2 separate regions of the Homo sapiens genome follow, and region 1 is linked to region 2. A link is an interaction called in ENCODE POLR2A ChIA-PET data of the cell type or tissue named here. Cell type or tissue: HepG2. All regions are shown on one strand. Each heading gives the region's core, and the rest is flanking DNA. Links, peaks and the distances in the headings are about the cores only.

What was found. ChIA-PET counts read pairs that join two places held together with the same protein. Peaks named below come from ENCODE experiments on the same cell type or tissue, not always from the same donor. Only the 100,000 strongest peaks of a DNase experiment are listed, where the experiment ranks them.
Region 1: POLR2A ChIA-PET joins it to region 2 with 10 read pairs; 9 of 35 experiments call an interaction of 5 or more read pairs at or near these places.

Annotation. Positions count from the first base shown.
Region 1 is chr2:85,464,533-85,472,864 of GRCh38, reverse strand. No RefSeq gene overlaps it. Among named protein-coding and RNA genes, the nearest start is that of SH2D6, 50 kb to the right of the region's middle. In HepG2, for the core only: a CTCF peak has its summit at 3,920; DNase peaks (open chromatin) are centred at 1,644, 3,954 and 4,374; H3K4me3 peaks cover 1,759 bases.
Region 2 is chr2:85,556,634-85,564,917 of GRCh38, reverse strand. GGCX (gamma-glutamyl carboxylase) reads left to right here and starts at 3,425. Exons shown (of 15, transcript NM_000821.7): 1 at 3,425-3,532; 2 at 3,933-4,103; 3 at 5,843-6,001; 4 at 6,313-6,478. The coding sequence starts at 3,490. RefSeq lists an enhancer at 3,222-3,451. In HepG2, for the core only: no CTCF peak of the experiment used is centred there; DNase peaks (open chromatin) are centred at 3,367, 5,027 and 6,517; H3K4me3 peaks cover 3,361 bases; H3K27me3 peaks cover 376 bases.

The DNA of each region.
Region 1 (8,332 bases), core at 78-8,077, 92 kb after region 2:
TGTTTGTTAATCTCTCAATAACTTTCTACTTAATAGCTAGGAACTCGACCAAGCTATGTGATCTTTATAAAACCTTAGACTACTTGAGAGCTGGTAAGAAGATAAAGTTCAACAGATGTGAGTTTGGATTAGCTGGTGACCTAAAGGTTGGTAAGCTATTTAACATCTCTAAGCCTTTCTGTCCTCACTTGTAAAGGGGAATACGAAATTTATTCAGTAAATACGTTTTGAATGCTTGCCACATACCAGGCCCTGTTGTAGGCACCAGGGATACAAGGATAAACAAGACGAGCTTCCCGCTCTCATGGAACTGATCACAGAACATGAATATTCAACAAGAAATTACATAATTAATTGTAGTTTATGCCAACTGCAATAACAGCACCTACCCCAGCAGACGTTGTGAGGATTAAATGAGTCAATGTGCAGTCAGACACATTCAAAACTGTTGTCATAATACTATTTATAAAATCACATGGGCAATAGAGTCTTGCTAACAGTCCTAAATAGTATAAATGCATGTTGGGTATTAGATCCTCTTTTGTTTTTCACATATATTTAAATGGCAACTTGGTTGTGGGTCCCTTATAACAAATAGGAAGGCATGCTTTCCCTTGATGTTGGAGACACGGTCTTACCAACCTAAGGAAGGATGAAGCTGAACTTGTTTATTGCTGTCAAAAAGAGCAGTTCAGGCTGGGGGTACTGGCTCACACCTGTAATTCCAGCACTCTGGGAGGCTGAGGAGAGTGGATCACATGAGGTCACAAGTTCGAGACCAGCCTGGCCAACATGGTGAAAATACAAAAAATTAGCTAGGCGTGGTGGCAGGCATCTGTAATCCCAGCTACTCCGGAGACTGAGGCAGGAGAATTGCTTGAACCCGGGAGGTGGAGGTTGCAGTGAGCCAAGATCGCGCCACTGCACTCCAGCCTGGGTGGATGACAAGAGCGAAACTCCATCTCAAAAAAAAAAAAAAAAAAAAAGAACAATTTAGCATTGCCATTAACTGGATCAGCAATGCCTAACCCGTAAGTCTTGAGTCCTAGGGGAGTGGGGGGTTAGGGCACAGAGTCTTTGCCAAATGTTCCTAAATCCTTACATGTCCTAAGTATTGTCTGTAGAATGAAAATATCTTTTGCCTACATATGGACATTGTCATAATCTATGTAGCTGCTGATGGGATGAATACAGTATAGCTTCCTTTAAATGAGTCACTGAAGTTTTACTGTGCCCAGCATTTTTTCATTATGTATTTTCTCAGTCAAATCTTATCCTGGGCAGGCTGCAGTGGCTCATACCTGTAATCCCAGTACTGTGGGAGGTAGAAGCAGGAGGATTGCTTGAGACCAGGAGTTTGAGACTAGACTGGGCACTCAGTGAGACCCTATCTTTACAAAACAATATTAATAAAAAATAAACCAGACGTGGGGGCATGCACCTGTGGTCCCAGCTATTCGAGAAGCTGAGGCTGGAGGATCACTTGAGCCCAGGAGGCAGAGGCTGCAGTGAGCTACGATTGCACCACTGCACTTCAGCCTGGGTGACCGAGCAAGACTCTATCAGAAAAAAAAAAAAATTATCCTGCCTTTTCCTGGCTGAAACCCTTTAACAGTTCCTCATTTGTCTCAGGATAAAGTCCAAATTCCCTCCCAGGCACAACAAGACTCTGTTGACCTTTCCTGGCATAGTGCCTGCCCCACCTCCCTCCCACCCCCATCCCACCCCCATCCATCAAGTTCTGACATGAAGCCTCTTCCAGGCCGTGGCATAGAGCCCTGGGGCCCAATTCACATATGCGGGCATCAACAGACCCAGAGCTCCTGAATAGGAGAAATACCCACAGCTCTAGCAGGTGTCATGCCAGCTGAGGTGGCACCAGTCCACTGGGGCACCGGATGCGGGTGGGCCTCCCCTCACAGTAACTTCTTCCTCCAGTTGCCGTTGTATCAACCCTGCCTCGCCGCTGCCCCACCACCACTCCACAAGCCAGTTTCTGAATTAAAGCCATTTTCCTTTCAGGGGTTTTAAAAATAAGCAATCCTGGAAGTAATAAAGCTTCTTGATTATCAGTTTTCCATGGACTCGCTTTCTTCAGTGTTATTTGGAAACCCAAGGTCCATAATGCCAGTGCCTTCACAGGCTGTGTATGTGAATTATTTACCCCCTGGAGAAAGTCATAGACAGCTGCAGCGAGGGAGTGATAAAAGTATTTTTTGGCCGGGCACGGTGGCTCACACCTGTGATTCCAGCACTTTGGGAGGCCAAGATGGGCGGATCACCTGAGATCAGGAGTTCGAGACCAGCCTGGCCAACATGGCAAAACCCTGTCTCTACTAACGATACAAAAATTAGCCGGGCATGGTGGCAGGCACCTGTAATCCCAGCTCCTTGGGAGTCTGAGATAGGAGAATCGCTTGAACCCGGGACGTGGAGGTTGCAGTGAGCCAAGATCATGGCCACCGCACTCCAGCCTGGGTGACAAGAGCAAAACTCCATTTCAAAAACAAACAAGCAAACCAAAAAATGCCGGGCACAGTGGCTCACAACTGTAATCCCTGCCCTTTGGGAGTCTGAGGTGGGCAGATCACTTGAAGTCAGGAGTTCAAGACCAGCCTGGCCAACATGGTGAAACCCCGTCTCTACTAAAAATACAAAAATCAGCTGGGCGTGGTGGCAGGAGCCTATAATCCCAGCTACCTGGGAGGCTGAGGCACGAGAATCACTTGAACCCGAGAAGCAGAGGTTGCAGTGAGCTGAGATGACACCACTGCACTCTAGCTTGGGCGACAGAACAAAACACTGTCTCAAAAAAAAAAAAAGTAGTTTATTTTTTACTCTTCTCCTCACCTTAAAACTCTCCAAAAATGAAAAAGAGAAACAACTCCATCTTTTAAAAGATGAGGAAAAAAGAGAGTAATCACTCCAGTTATTAGTTTGAAATATTGTTCCAACAAAAGAATATACTTAACATGTATGTAGTTTCACTAATAACAAAAATGAAAACATGTACCTATTAACCAGCTTTAAGAAAATAGAAGCCGGGCTTGGTGGTGTGCTCCTGTAGTTCCAGCTACTTGGGAGGCTGAGGTGGGAGGATCCCTTAAGTCTGGGAGTTCAAGGCCAGCTTGAGCAACATAGCAACACCCTGTCTCAAAATAAAAGAAAATGGAATTTAACTGGTGACTTTGAAGACTGCTTTGTGCCCCTCCTCAGTCACCTCTTCCTCTCCCTCCTGTGATAACCACCATCCTGAATTTGACTTAATAATAATTCCCTTCTTTTCCTGAGTGTTATTCTTCGTGTATATTTTCCCACACAATATGTTTCAGTTCCAGGGAACTTTTGCATTTTATATAAATGAAATCATTCAGTCAAGTATATAGTCTTCTGTGACTAACTTTTTTCACTTAACTGTGTTTTTAAGACTCAACTGCGGCCGGGTGTGATGGCACGCTGCCTGTAATCCCAGCACTTTGAGAGGCCGAGGCAGGCAGATCACTTGACATCAGGAGTTCAAGACCAGCCTGGCCAATGTGGTGAAATTCCATCTCTACCAAAAATACAAAAATTAGCCGGGCATGGTGGCGTGCACTTGTTATCGCAGCTACTCGGGAGGCTGATGCAGGAGAATCGATTGTTACAGTGAGCCGAGATTGCGTCACTGCACTCCAGCCTGGAGGACAGAGTGAGACTCTGCCCCCCCCACACACACACATACACACACACCCAACTACTACCATGTGCAGTGATAGTTTCACTCATTTTCACTGAAGAATTGTGTTCGATGATATGAGTATGTGACGTATTTACTCATCCTCCTGGTGACAGTCATTTGCATGTTTTCAGCTTTTTGCTATTACAGACAGTGCTGAACATTCCTGTACCTGTCTTTAGCTTCAAAGGCTAGGTGGCGGCACAATTCCAAACTGCCACGTATAGATAAGGGCACTGCTCTGGAAGGCCCAACTTAACGATCCATTGTTTAGAACCACAAAAGGCAAGCAGCTGGAATGACTCCAGAGAAGTCAGCTCCACCCTGCAGGCTGCAGGGAGTGGGAGAGGTGGAACTAACAGAGAAGTTATGTGTAGATCCATGTTAACCATCTATGTCTCAGCCTCCCAGCTGAGAAAACTGCTGCTGGAGAGGGAGCCAGAGGAGAGGGCCTGAGGGAACAGCAATCATTAGAAAGTCTATCTTAGAGTCTGTTGCTACACTGCCCTCCTACATCCTGAAAAGAAGGGATATGGCCCAAGACAGAGGAGAAAACACATTTGGTGATAGGTTGTTTGAAAAAAAAAGTCAGCTGAAAACTGTGGTCTGTTCCAGGTCACTTGCCTCATCTTTCTCTAGATTAATTTTTAACCAATAACTGGTCTCTTTCAAAGATGAGCAATGATCAGAAAGACCTTTGTATAATTAATGCAACTTCCAGTTAAACGAGGTGGTATTTTTATCCTCCCCCACCCAAAACCCTACTGAAAGGCCAGTGAAGGAATAGAAAGGGCCTATCCTCACCGTCACCCACGTGAGTCAGGAAACATCAGTAGCTGAGAGAAGCAACTAAGGTAGCAAAGCGCAGGAAGATATGGTTTGACACGTCTGCAGACTCCATGAAGGCACCAGAGACTGTGTGTAAGGTGGGGGTGGAAACAGCTGAATATTGAATTGCTAGATCATAGGCCCCTTCCTCCCCTCCTTAAAGCCAGGGTGACCACCAGCCTGAGCAGGAAACTGGGGATTCGGGCCTCGAAGGAACTAAATCCGAAAGGCTCTTGACTTGGGGACACAGACCTTAAGGGGGCCAGTAAATTATGTGGAATTAGAAACACAGGGATTAAGAGGAGGTCTGGCTGGGCACGGTGGCTCAAGCCTGTAATTCCAGCACTTTGGGAGGCCTAGGTGTGCAGATCACTTGAGGTCAGGAGTTCGAGACCAGCCTGACCAACAGTACAACCCCATCTCTACTAAAAATACAAAAATTAGCTGGGCGTGGTGCCACATGCCGGTGGTCCCAGCTACTTGGGAGGCTGAGGCAGGAGAATGGCTTGAGCCTGGGAGGCAGAGGTTGCGGTGAACCAAGGTCGCACCACTGCACTCCAGTCTGGGCAACAGAGTGAGACTCTGTCTCAAAAAAATTAAAATGAAAATGAAAATTGTGCAGCAGTTTGACTCCAATGATAAATTACTGTAAACAACAGAAATGTCCATGAATAGGGGATCGGATTAAACAAAATGTGATATATTGTGCCAATGGAATGCTACTTAAATAATGTGAGAGTAGTATATTTGATGACATAAAAACATGCATGGCATGTATGACATGAAGAAAGCAGATTACAAAATAGCATGTCAGACCAGGCACTCTGACTCACGCCTGTAATCCCAGCACTTTGGGAAGCTGAGGCAGGTGAATCGCTTGAGGTCAGGAGGTAGAGACCAGCCTGGCCAACATGGCAAAACCCCATCTCTACTAAAAATACAAGAATTAGCTGGGTGTGGTGGTGTGTGCCTGCAATCCCAGCTGCTCAGAAGACTGAGACATGAGAATTGCTTGAACCTGGGAGGCGCAGATTGCAGTGAGCCGAGATGGTGCCACTGCACTCCAGGCTGGGCAACAGAGTGAGACTCTGTCTCAAAAAAAAAAAAAAAATAGCATGTATATGGTAATCTCATTTTGTGAGGAAAAAATATGTATGTATCTGTCTGGAAGGCTAAATACCAAATGTTAACCATGGCAGGGAAAAAAGTAAATTTGTTCCCTGAATGGTGAAACTTCCATTCACTTTGCCCCTTCCTTCACTTTGCTCCTAGATCATAAGTGGTCCCCACCTGCTATAGTTTAAATGTGTCCCCCAAAGTTCATGTACTGGGATCTTGATTCCCAATGCAACAGTGTTGAGAGGTGGGATTTTTAAGAAGTGAGTAGGTCATGAGGGCTCTGTTCTCATGAATAAATTAATGCTATTATCTCAGGAATATGCTACTTATAAAAGGACAAGTTAGGTTCCCTTCCTGACGACTCTCTCTTGCTCTCTCTTGCCCTTCCACCTTCTGCCATGGGATGATGCCATAAGAAGACTCTCATCAAATTCTTAGCAGATGCCAGCACCATGCTCTTGGACTAGAACCAGGAGCCAATAACTTCTTGCTTTGTATAAATTACCCAGTCTTAGGTATTCTTTTATAGCAGCACAAAATGGACTAAGACACATAAGCAAAAAGCAAATGAAAAACATACATCAGAATAAGGATTACTTTGTGGAAAAGAGAATCCAGTAAATACTTTATGATTTCAAAGAATGTATAGATGATGAAAGATGAAAATGATAGAAGTACAGTGATATGATTTGGATCTGTGTCTCCAACAAATCCCATGTCAAATTGTAATTCCCAGTGTTGGAGGTAGGGCCTGGAGGGAGGTGATTGGATTATAGGGGCAAAATTCTCATGAATGGTTTGGAACCATTCCCTCAGAGCTCTTCTTGTGATAGTCAGTGAGTGAGTTATCATGAGATCTGGTTGTTTAAAAGTTTGTGGCACCTTTCCCCTTCTCTCTCTTCCTCTTGCTCCCACCATGTAAAATGTAAAATGCCTGCTTCCCCTTCGCCTTCCACCATGACTGAAAGCTCCCTGAGACCTCCCCAGAAGGCAAGCAGAAGCTGCCATGCTTCTTGTACAGCCTGCAGAACCAGGAGCCAGTTAAACCTCTTTTCTTTATAAATTACCCAGTCTCAGGTATTTCTTTACAGCAATGTGAGAACAGACTAATACATACAGTCATGTGCTGCATAACAATGTTTTTGATAAAAAATGGACTGCATATGTGATGATGATCCCGTAAGATTATAATAGACCTGAAAAATTCCTATTGCCTGGCACAGGATGTGGAGGTGGAAGACAGGGATATCAACGATCCTGACCCTGTGTAGGCCTAGGCTAATGTGGGTGTTTGTGTCTTAGTTGTTTTTGTTTGTTTGTTTGTTTTATGCAAGTTCTCACTGTGTCACCGCCCAGGCTAGAGTGCTCACTGCAACCTCAAATTCCTGGGCTCAAACGATGCTCCCACCTCAGCCTCCCAAAGTGCTGGGATTACAGGTGTGAGCCACCATGCCTGGTCACTTTTTTCTATTTTTAAAAAATTTATTTTTAAAAACTTTTGGGCTAGGCACAGTGGTGTGAGCCTGTAATCCCAACACTTTGGGATTACTCTTGAGCTCAGGAGTTTGAGACTAGCCTGGGCAACACAGTGAGACCTCATCTCTACAAAAAATAAGCAAGCTTAGCTAGGTGTGGTGGTGTGTGCCTATAGTCCCAAACTACTTGGGTGGCTAAAGTGAGAGGATTGCTTGAGCCCAGGAGGTCGAGGTTGTAGTGAGCCAATATTGAGCCACTGCACTCCAGCCTGAACAACAGAGGGAGAGCCTGTCTTAAAAAACAAAACAAAACCAAAAAAACAAAAAACTTTTGGCTAGGCGTGGTGGCTCATACCTGTAATCTCAGCACTTTGGGAGTCTGAGGCGAGAGGATCGCTTGAGCCTGGGAGTTCGAGACTAGCCTAGGCAACATAGCAAGACCTTATCTCTACAAAGAAAACTTTAAAAATTAGGCCAGCATGGCGGTACTCATCTGTACTCCTAGCCACTGGGTGGAAGGTAGAGGGCTGAGGTGGGTGGATCACCTGAGCCCGGGAGGTTGAGGCTGCAGCGAGCCCTGATAATGCGACTGCACTGAAGCCTGGATGACAGAGTGAGACCCTGTCTCAAAAAAGAAAAAAGAAGGCCAGGCGCTGTGGCTCATGCCTGTAATCCCAGCACTTTGGGAGGCCGAGGCGGGCGGATCACAAGGTCAGGAGTTCAAGACCAGCCTGACCAACATGGTGAAACCCCATCTCTACTAAAAATACCCAAATTAGCCGGGCATGGTGGCGCACACCTGTAATCCCAGCTACTCAGGAGGCTGAGGCAGTAGAATCGCTTGAACCGGAAGGTGGAGGATGCAGTGAGCCGAGATCGTGCCATTGTACTCCAGCCTGGGCTACAGAGGGAGACTCTGTCTCAAAAAAAAAAAAAAAAAGAAAAGAAAAGAGCTTATAAAATGAGGATAAAAAGAAAGAAAATATTTCTGTAAAGCTGTACGATGTGTTCGTATTTTAAGCTAAGTGTTATTACAAAAGAGTCAAAACATTTTTAAAAATTAAAAAGGGCCAGGTGTGGTGGCTCACGCCTGTAATCCCAGCACTTTGGGAGGCCAAGGCGGGCGGATCACGAGATAAGAAGTTCAATTCCAGCCTGGCCAAGATGGTGAAACCCCATCTCTACTAAAAGTACA
Region 2 (8,284 bases), core at 285-8,284:
AAAAGAAAAGAAAAAAAAAAAAAGAAGAAGAAGAAAGTACCGAGAGTTCCCATATCCCCCTTCAGGCTCCCCATTTTTCCTATTATTAACTTTTTGCATTAGTGTGGTACATTTGTTACAACTGATGAGCCAGTATTGGTATATTATTAACATAGCCCAGCCGGGCGCGGTGGCTCATGCCTGTAATCTCAGCACTTTGGGAGGCCGAGGCGGGTGGATCGCCTGAGGTCAGGAGTTCAAGACCAGCCTGGTCAACATAGTGAAAACCCATCTCTACTAAAAATACAAAAAATTAGCTGGGCGTGGAAGCGGGTGCCTGTAATCCCAGCTACTCAGGAGGCTGAGGCAGGAGAATCGCTTGAAACTGGGAGGCAGAGGTTGCAGTGAGCCGAGATCGCATCATTGCACTCCAGCCTGGGCAACAAGGGGGAAACTCCGTCTCAAAAAACAAACAAACAAAAAAACATAGTCCATATTGATACATTATAATTAACTAAGTCCATAAGTTACATTAGGCTTTACTCTTTTCCACACACAAGTATGACATGTATCCACCATGACACTATTACATCATACAAAATAGTTTCACTTCTGTAAAACTCCCCTGTGCTCCACCTACCATCCCTTCCTCCCCCCAACTCCACTTCCCTGGCAGTCACTGATCTTTTTATTATCTCCATAGTTTAGCCTTTTCAGAATATCATACAGTTGGGGCCAAACGCACTGCCTCATGCCTGTAATCCCAGCACTTTGGAAGGCTGAGCAGGAGGATTGCTTGAGACCAGAAGTTTAAGACCATCTTGGGCAACATAGCAAGACCTTGACTCAAAAAAATACATATATATATGTCATATGGATGGAATCATAGTTTGTAGTCTTTCCACATTGATTTCTTTCGCTTAGCAATATGAATTTAAGGTTCCTCCATGTTTTCTAATGGCTTGATAGCTTTTTTTTTTTTTCCTTGAGATGGATCCCATTATGTTGCCCCGGCTAGTCTTAAACTCCTGAACTAAAGTGATTGTCTTGCTTCAGCCTCCAGAAAAGCTGGGAATAGCTGAGACTACAGAAACATGCCATTTTTTTTCCTTTGTAGTAGAAGTTAGAAAGCTTTTTTTTTTTTTTGAGATGGAGTCTTGCTCTTTCACCCTGGCTGGAGTACAGTGGCGCAATCTGGGATCACTGCAACCTCTGCCTCCCGGGTTCAACCGATTCTCCTGCCTCAGCCTCCCCAGTAGGTGGGATTACAGGCACGTGCCACCACACCCGGCTAATTTTTGTATTTTTAGTAAAGACGGGGTTTCACCGTATTGGTCAAGCTGGTCTCGAACTCCTGACTTTGTGATCCACCTGCCTCAGCCTCCCAAAGTGCTGGGATTACAGGTGTGAGCCACCGTGCCCGGCCTTTTTTTTTTTTTTTTTTTTTTGAGACAGAGTCTTACTCTGTCACCCAGGCTGGAGTGCAGTGGTTCGATCTTGGATCACTGCAACCTCCACCTCCCGGGTACAAGTGATTCTCCTGTCTCAGCCTTCTGAGTAGCTGGGATTATAGACGCCTGCCACCACACCCGGCTCATTTTTTTTGTATTTTTAGTAGAGACGGGGTTTTACCATGTTGGCGAGGCTGATTTCAAATTGCTGACCTTAAGTGATCCAACCGCCTCGGCCTCCCAAAGTGCTGGAATTACAGGCGTGAGCCACCGCGCCTGGCCTCAAAAAAAAAAATTTTTTTTTTCAGGACGGCGTCTTGCTCTGTCGCCCAGGCTGGAGGGCAGTGGTGCGATCTCGGCTCACTGCAAGCTCTACCTCCTGGGTTCACGCCATTCTCCTGCCTCAGCCTCTCGAGTAGCTGGGACTGCAGGCGCCTGCCACCACGCCCGGATAATTTTTTGTATTTTTAGTAGAGACGGGGTTTCACCGTGTTAGCCAGGATGGTCTCGATCTCCTGACCTCGTGATCCACTCGCCTCGTCCTCCCAAAGTGCTGGGATTACAGGCGTGAGCCACCGCGCCCGGCCAAAAAAATTTCTAATACGGCAAATATTGAAAGATATAATCCACATAAACAAAGCTTTTAGGGTCTTCTATAATTTCTAACACTGTAAATGGTTCCCAAGACCCAACTGTTTGAGAACCGCTTCTCTGGGATGCCTTCTTCTTTTCCTGCTGGCTAATCCCAGTGGAGAGATTTAGGTATTTAATTCTGCTCCAGACTCACCTCTGAGAACCTTCCCTGATGGGCCACACTCTACTCACTGCCCTTGCTCTGTATCCCCTCTTCAGTTATGTTGTTCCTGTTTCCCTGGCTGCTTTTAATTTTCTTTCTTTCTTTTCTTCCCGCCTTTTCTTTTCTTTCTCTTTCTTTTTCGTTTTTTGTTTTTTGAGACGGAGTCTCACTCTGTCGCCCAGGCTGGAGTGCAGTAGCGCGATCTTGGCTCACTGCAACCTCCGCCTCCTAGGTTCAAGCGATTCTCCTGCCTCAGCCTCCCGAGTAGCTGGGATTACAGGCGCACGCCACCATGCCCGGATTATTTTTGTATTTTTAGTACAGACGGGGTTTCACCATGTTGGCCAGGCTGGTCTTTAACTCCTGACTTCAAGTGATCCGCCCGCCTTGGCCTCTCAAAGTGCTGGGATTACAGGCTTGCTGCCGCACCCGGCTTGTTTTTTTTTTTTTTTTTTTTTGAGACGGGGTCTCACTGTGTCCCCCAGGCTGGAGTGCAGTGGTGCGATCACAGCTCCCTGCAGCCTCGAACTACTGGGCTCAAGCGAACCTCCCACCTCAGCCTCCCGAGTAGCTGAAACCACAGGAGCGCGCCACGACACACAGCTAACTTTTTTTTTAGTGTTTTTTCTTTTTTTGTTGTTGCCTTTTTTTTTTTTCTTTATCGATCCTCCCGCATTGGCCTTCCAAACTGTTGGGATTACAAGCGAGAGCAGTGCCCGGCCCCTACTGCTTTGAAACCTCGGTTCTTTGCAGGTCCTGGAAAAGAAAGTGAAGGGGTCGTGCAATGGCTCAAAACCCAGGCAACATTTCCAGGCGCGTCCTCAACTCGGCGTCACTCTGACAAAAAGTTTGCCCTTTGCGCCCGATCCCTCACACCAGAGAGCACCGCAGGGACGCAGGGACGGAGAGGACTAATGGGGTCGGGGAGGACCCAAGGAAGTTGGGGAACTCAGACTCTTTTCAGTGTTTAAAAAGCAGAGGCCCCCTCGGAAGGCATAACAGGCGAGTCTAACAATGCCCCTGGAGATCAACGGCACTAAGGGGTACCTTTGCCCCGCTCCAAGGCTCCTTGTTCCGCCCCCTGCCGCCAAGCAAGGAATCCGGCGCCGCCGGTCGTGGGTAGTATTTACGACAGTGCTGGCGCTTTGCGGCCGGCCGCACAGCCGCTGACGCGTCGGGAGGCGGAGCCTAGGGAAGCAAATTCTCCTGGCGGCCTCCGTTCAGACGCGGCAGCTGTGACCCACCTGCCTCCTCCGCAGAGCAATGGCGGTGTCTGCCGGGTCCGCGCGGACCTCGCCCAGCTCAGGTAGGCTTAGGACCCCGCCCTCCGGCGGAGAGTTCCTAGGAGCGCTGGTCTCAGAGGGGCGGGGGCGGGAGGACGCCCAGTGTCTCCCGGTGAGGCGGGGGGGGGGTCCTCTGTGGGGAAGGGGGCGTGCTGTGAGACATTTGCAGCCTGCGGCTTCTGAATGATGATGACATTCGGGAACACTGCGGTTAGGGGACTGTAGTCTGAGGGGTTCTGGGACATTAGGGGATCGTGGAGAGGGGGCTGCACTGCAGGGATGTTTCCTATAGTCAGATCATTGAGGCAACCTCATTGAGCCGACCCGGGTGGGCGGAAGCTCTGAGCTGTTGGTGCAGTGATTTCTTTGATTTGAGGTGGAGCCCACCCCCGCACACATATTTTCTCCATTTATTGATTGCAGATAAAGTACAGAAAGACAAGGCTGAACTGATCTCAGGGCCCAGGCAGGACAGCCGAATAGGGAAACTCTTGGGTTTTGAGTGGACAGATTTGTCCAGTTGGCGGAGGCTGGTGACCCTGCTGAATCGACCAACGGACCCTGCAAGCTTAGCTGTCTTTCGTTTTCTTTTTGGTGAGTCCAGTTTATGGGTGGGAGCAATTTGGTTGAGAGTGGAGAATGACAATCTCTATTTTTTGGTTGCAAGTAGACTTAGCTCCCTTTTCCTCAGAGCTGAAGACATTGGTATAAAAGAAGAGGTCTTTGCGAAGTTTAGGATTAAACCTGCTTTGTCTCCTACAGTTAGGATTTACTTGGTGGCCAGAAATGCTTTTTTTTTTTTCCTTAGACGGACTTTCGCTCTTGTTGCCCAAGCTGGAGTGCAATGGCGCTATCTCGGCTCACTGTAACCTCCGCCACCCGGGTTAAAGCGATTCTCCTCCCTCAGTCTCCCGAGTAGCTGGGATTACAGGCGCCCACCACCACACCCGGCTAATTTTTTATTTTTTTTGTATGTGTGTTTTTAGTAGAGACGGGGTTTCACCATGTTGGCCAGGCTGGTCTCAAACTCCTGACCTCAGGTGATCCGCCTGCCTCGGCCTCCCAAAGTGCTGGGATTACAGGTGTGAGCCACCGTACCCAGCTAGAAATGCTATATGATATGTAGAGGCGAGGCAGCAGTGACCCATTTTGCTTGTGGCATGAAGTTGCCCAGAAGACTCAGAGAAACAGAGCAGGGGGCCACAGGGACCATACCTTTTGGCTGTGACTCCCTAATCAAGAGCTTCTTAACTGAGGCCGCAGCATGGTGTGCTTGGAATGGTTTACAGATGTGCAGAGATATTAGTCCCCTTAGCCCAGTAGTTCTCAACTGGAGGGAGTTTTGCTCCCTGGGAGACATTTGGCAATGTTTAGAGACATTTTTAGTTGTCACAACTTGGGGGAGGAAGAATAGGTGGCTGCTGGCATCTCTATAGAGGTCAGGGAGTGCTCCTAAATGTCCTGTAGTGCATTGGATAATCCCCTCAATAAATAATTAACCAGCCCAAAATGTGACTAGTCCTGAAGTTGAGAAACCCTGCTTTATCTCAAGCTGGCTTCCTGATCTGAGTAGCCTCTTCTGTTTATTCCCAGGGTGTTGACGAAATGCAACTGTTTTTGGAGTGTGCCAGGAAGCAGAAAAGGTTGAGAAGCACTCCCAGAGCACTTTCTTTCTTTCTTTCTTTCTTTTTTTGAGACGGAGTTTCGATCTTGTTGCCCAGGCTGGAGTGCAATGGTGTGATCTCGGCTCACTGCAACCTCCGCCTCCCAGGTTCAAGTGATTCTCCTGCTTCAGCTTCCCGAGTAGCTGGGATTACAGGCATGCGCCACCACACCTGGCTAATTTTTTTGTATTTTAAGTAGAGACGGGGTTTTTCCATGTTGGTCAGGCTGGTTTCGAACTCCCAACCTCAGGTGATCTGCCCACCTCAGCCTCCTAAAGTGCTGGGATTACAGGCGTGAGCCACCGTGCCTGGCCTCCCAGAGCACTTTCTGAAGCTCAATAGGATGGATCTTTATAGCTGTCAAGACCCTAACAGTTTTTATAGCATTTTGTGCATTTCTGTAATTTAATCCTCTCTGTAGTCCTGTGATGTATTCCCCTTCTCACAAATGGGGAATTGGTTAACCGAGCTGCAGGGGCTGTTCTAGATGGCACAACAGATGTAGTACTGTGCAGAGTAGGCACTCAATAATTAATACTGAATAAATGGCAGAGCCAAGATTAGAAAAGAAGTCTGACCCTGGAGCTGCACACTGTCAACTGTGTTCCACTGTATTCTACTGCTTCCTTAGCTGAGGCCCAATGACCAACTCCCCTATTGCCTTCTTAGGGTTCTTGATGGTGCTAGACATTCCCCAGGAGCGGGGGCTCAGCTCTCTGGACCGGAAATACCTTGATGGGCTGGATGTGTGCCGCTTCCCCTTGCTGGATGCCCTACGCCCACTGCCACTTGACTGGATGTATCTTGTCTACACCATCATGTTTCTGGGTGAGGGGAACTGTGGGAAATATTGACTGGCCTGCCAGAAACACAGAAATAGAAGCATGCTGGTGAATGGTCAAAGTCTTTGGCACCTTATTTCACTTCTGCTGTGATCAATTTCATGCTGTTGACCTGTGTGTCACTTAAGCTGTGATCCCATAATTCTTTTTAAAATATTAAAATAACATTTAATTTTCATTTAGTTTTATGTGATTATACAATGCTTGATTTTTCTTAATTCCAACCATATCCTGGTCCAGGGAAACTGGGCCTGTGGTGATCTCTTGACCTCTTAATCCTCTCCCTACAAATCCCAGGGGCACTGGGCATGATGCTGGGCCTGTGCTACCGGATAAGCTGTGTGTTATTCCTGCTGCCATACTGGTATGTGTTTCTCCTGGACAAGACATCATGGAACAACCACTCCTATCTGTATGGGTTGTTGGCCTTTCAGCTAACATTCATGGATGCAAACCACTACTGGTATGAGTCAGGGGGGACAAAGGGGAGGGGTTGGCTGGGTCAGGATGGTTATCAGAGATAGGGGCCCAGTGAGGTTCTGGAATTTTTCAGTCATGTTTGCAAAGTATGGTTACAAGGTCACTTTGATCTAGGTGGATTTGGGAGGGGAAAGGGCCAACTAGTTGGAGCGCTTGGGATGACACAAAGCAAAATGGCTCCATCCCACCCCTTCAGTCTTTCCCTATCTCCCCAGGTGCCTTGATTTATTCACCTCTTGTAACCCTCTTAGAGAGAAAAACAGAATACTAAAGCCAGACATGGCTGTTTTCAGATACTTTAAGGGTGGTTATGTAGAAGAGGGAGCAGACTTTCTCTGTGTGAGTCCAGAAGGGCAGAGTTAGAGCCAAAAGTAGAAGTTGCTGTGAGGCAGAGATCATGTCAGGAGAAGAGGGCCCACCAGGGCTGCTCAGCATTGCTGTTCTCGGAGGAGGTAACCCTTCCCCATTTCTGGCTTAGGTGACTGTCTCTAAGGGGAGGTGGAGAAGGGATTTGGAGATAAGGTGGTGGGGCAGTTGACCTTAAGGATTCTTTATATGTTGAGTGAAAAGTAATAAAATAGGTGTCAATAACATGAGTATGGGGAAAAAAACTCAAACATTGAATTCATTAACAGTCATTAAGTTTTATTTATTTTTCTTTTTATTTATTTATTTTTAAATAGAGATGGGGTCTCGCTTTGTTGCCCAGGCTGGTCTTGAACTTCTGGGCTCAAGCAGTCCTCCCACCTCGGCCTCCCAAAGTGCTGGGATTACAGGCATGAGCCACTGTGTCCGGCCTATTTGTTAATACACACATACAAAACCCCTTTGGTAAAACTTGAAACTCATTCAGAATGGCCAGCTCTGATCATAGAGAATTAAGAGGCAGTTTTGATAGAATATCTCTGAAAAGTTCCGTTGTGGGGATATTTGTTGAGATGGCATCTCACTGTGTCGCCCAGGCTAGAGTGCAGTGGCGTGATCATAGCTCACTGCAGCCTCAACCTTCTTGTGTTTAGGTGATCCTTCCATCTCAGCCTCCTGAGTAGCTGGAACAACAGGTGTGTGCCACCACACTCAGCTAATTTTTAAAATTTTTTGTAGAGATGGGATCTCACTATGTTGCTCAGGCTAGTCAGAAGTTCCATTTTTATGACTTTATGCATTTTGAAAAAATCACTTATCATTTATTCAGGGTTTTCCACATCGCAGGCACTATACTAAATATTTAGAGTTTTTCCTCATTAAAACCCTGTAAGGTCGATGGTGCTGTTCACATTTTATGTTTTTTGGAGTCAGGGTCTTGCTCTGTCACTGAGGCCAGAATGCAGTGGTGCAGTCATAGCTCACTGCAACCTCAAACTCCTGGGCTCCAGAGATTCTCTCGCTTTAGCTTCCCAAAATGTTGGTATTATAGGTATGAACTACTGAGCCTGGCCTGTTCACATTTTAAAGATAAAGAAGCTAAGTATTATTGACGAGTGAAGAATTTGCCTAAGGTCAGCTAGCAGTTAAGAAACAGAAGTGAGTCCAGGTGTTCATGACTGCAGAGTCCAGTGCTCTTGACCACAGTGTAAGCTGCCCCTTTCCCAGCTTCTACTTCTTGAAAACTTGCTTTGCTTCTGCTTCCCCAGAGTACATCTGGTGTTAGTAGCCTGGGTCTAATCAGTTCTCTTCCAGAATACAAGCTGTTAGCAGGAACCCTCTTATACTGGATCCTGGCACCCAGGTCTATGAAATGTTAGTTTATGTTGTGTGTTACTCTGCTGTTGAGGGTTTTCATTTTTTT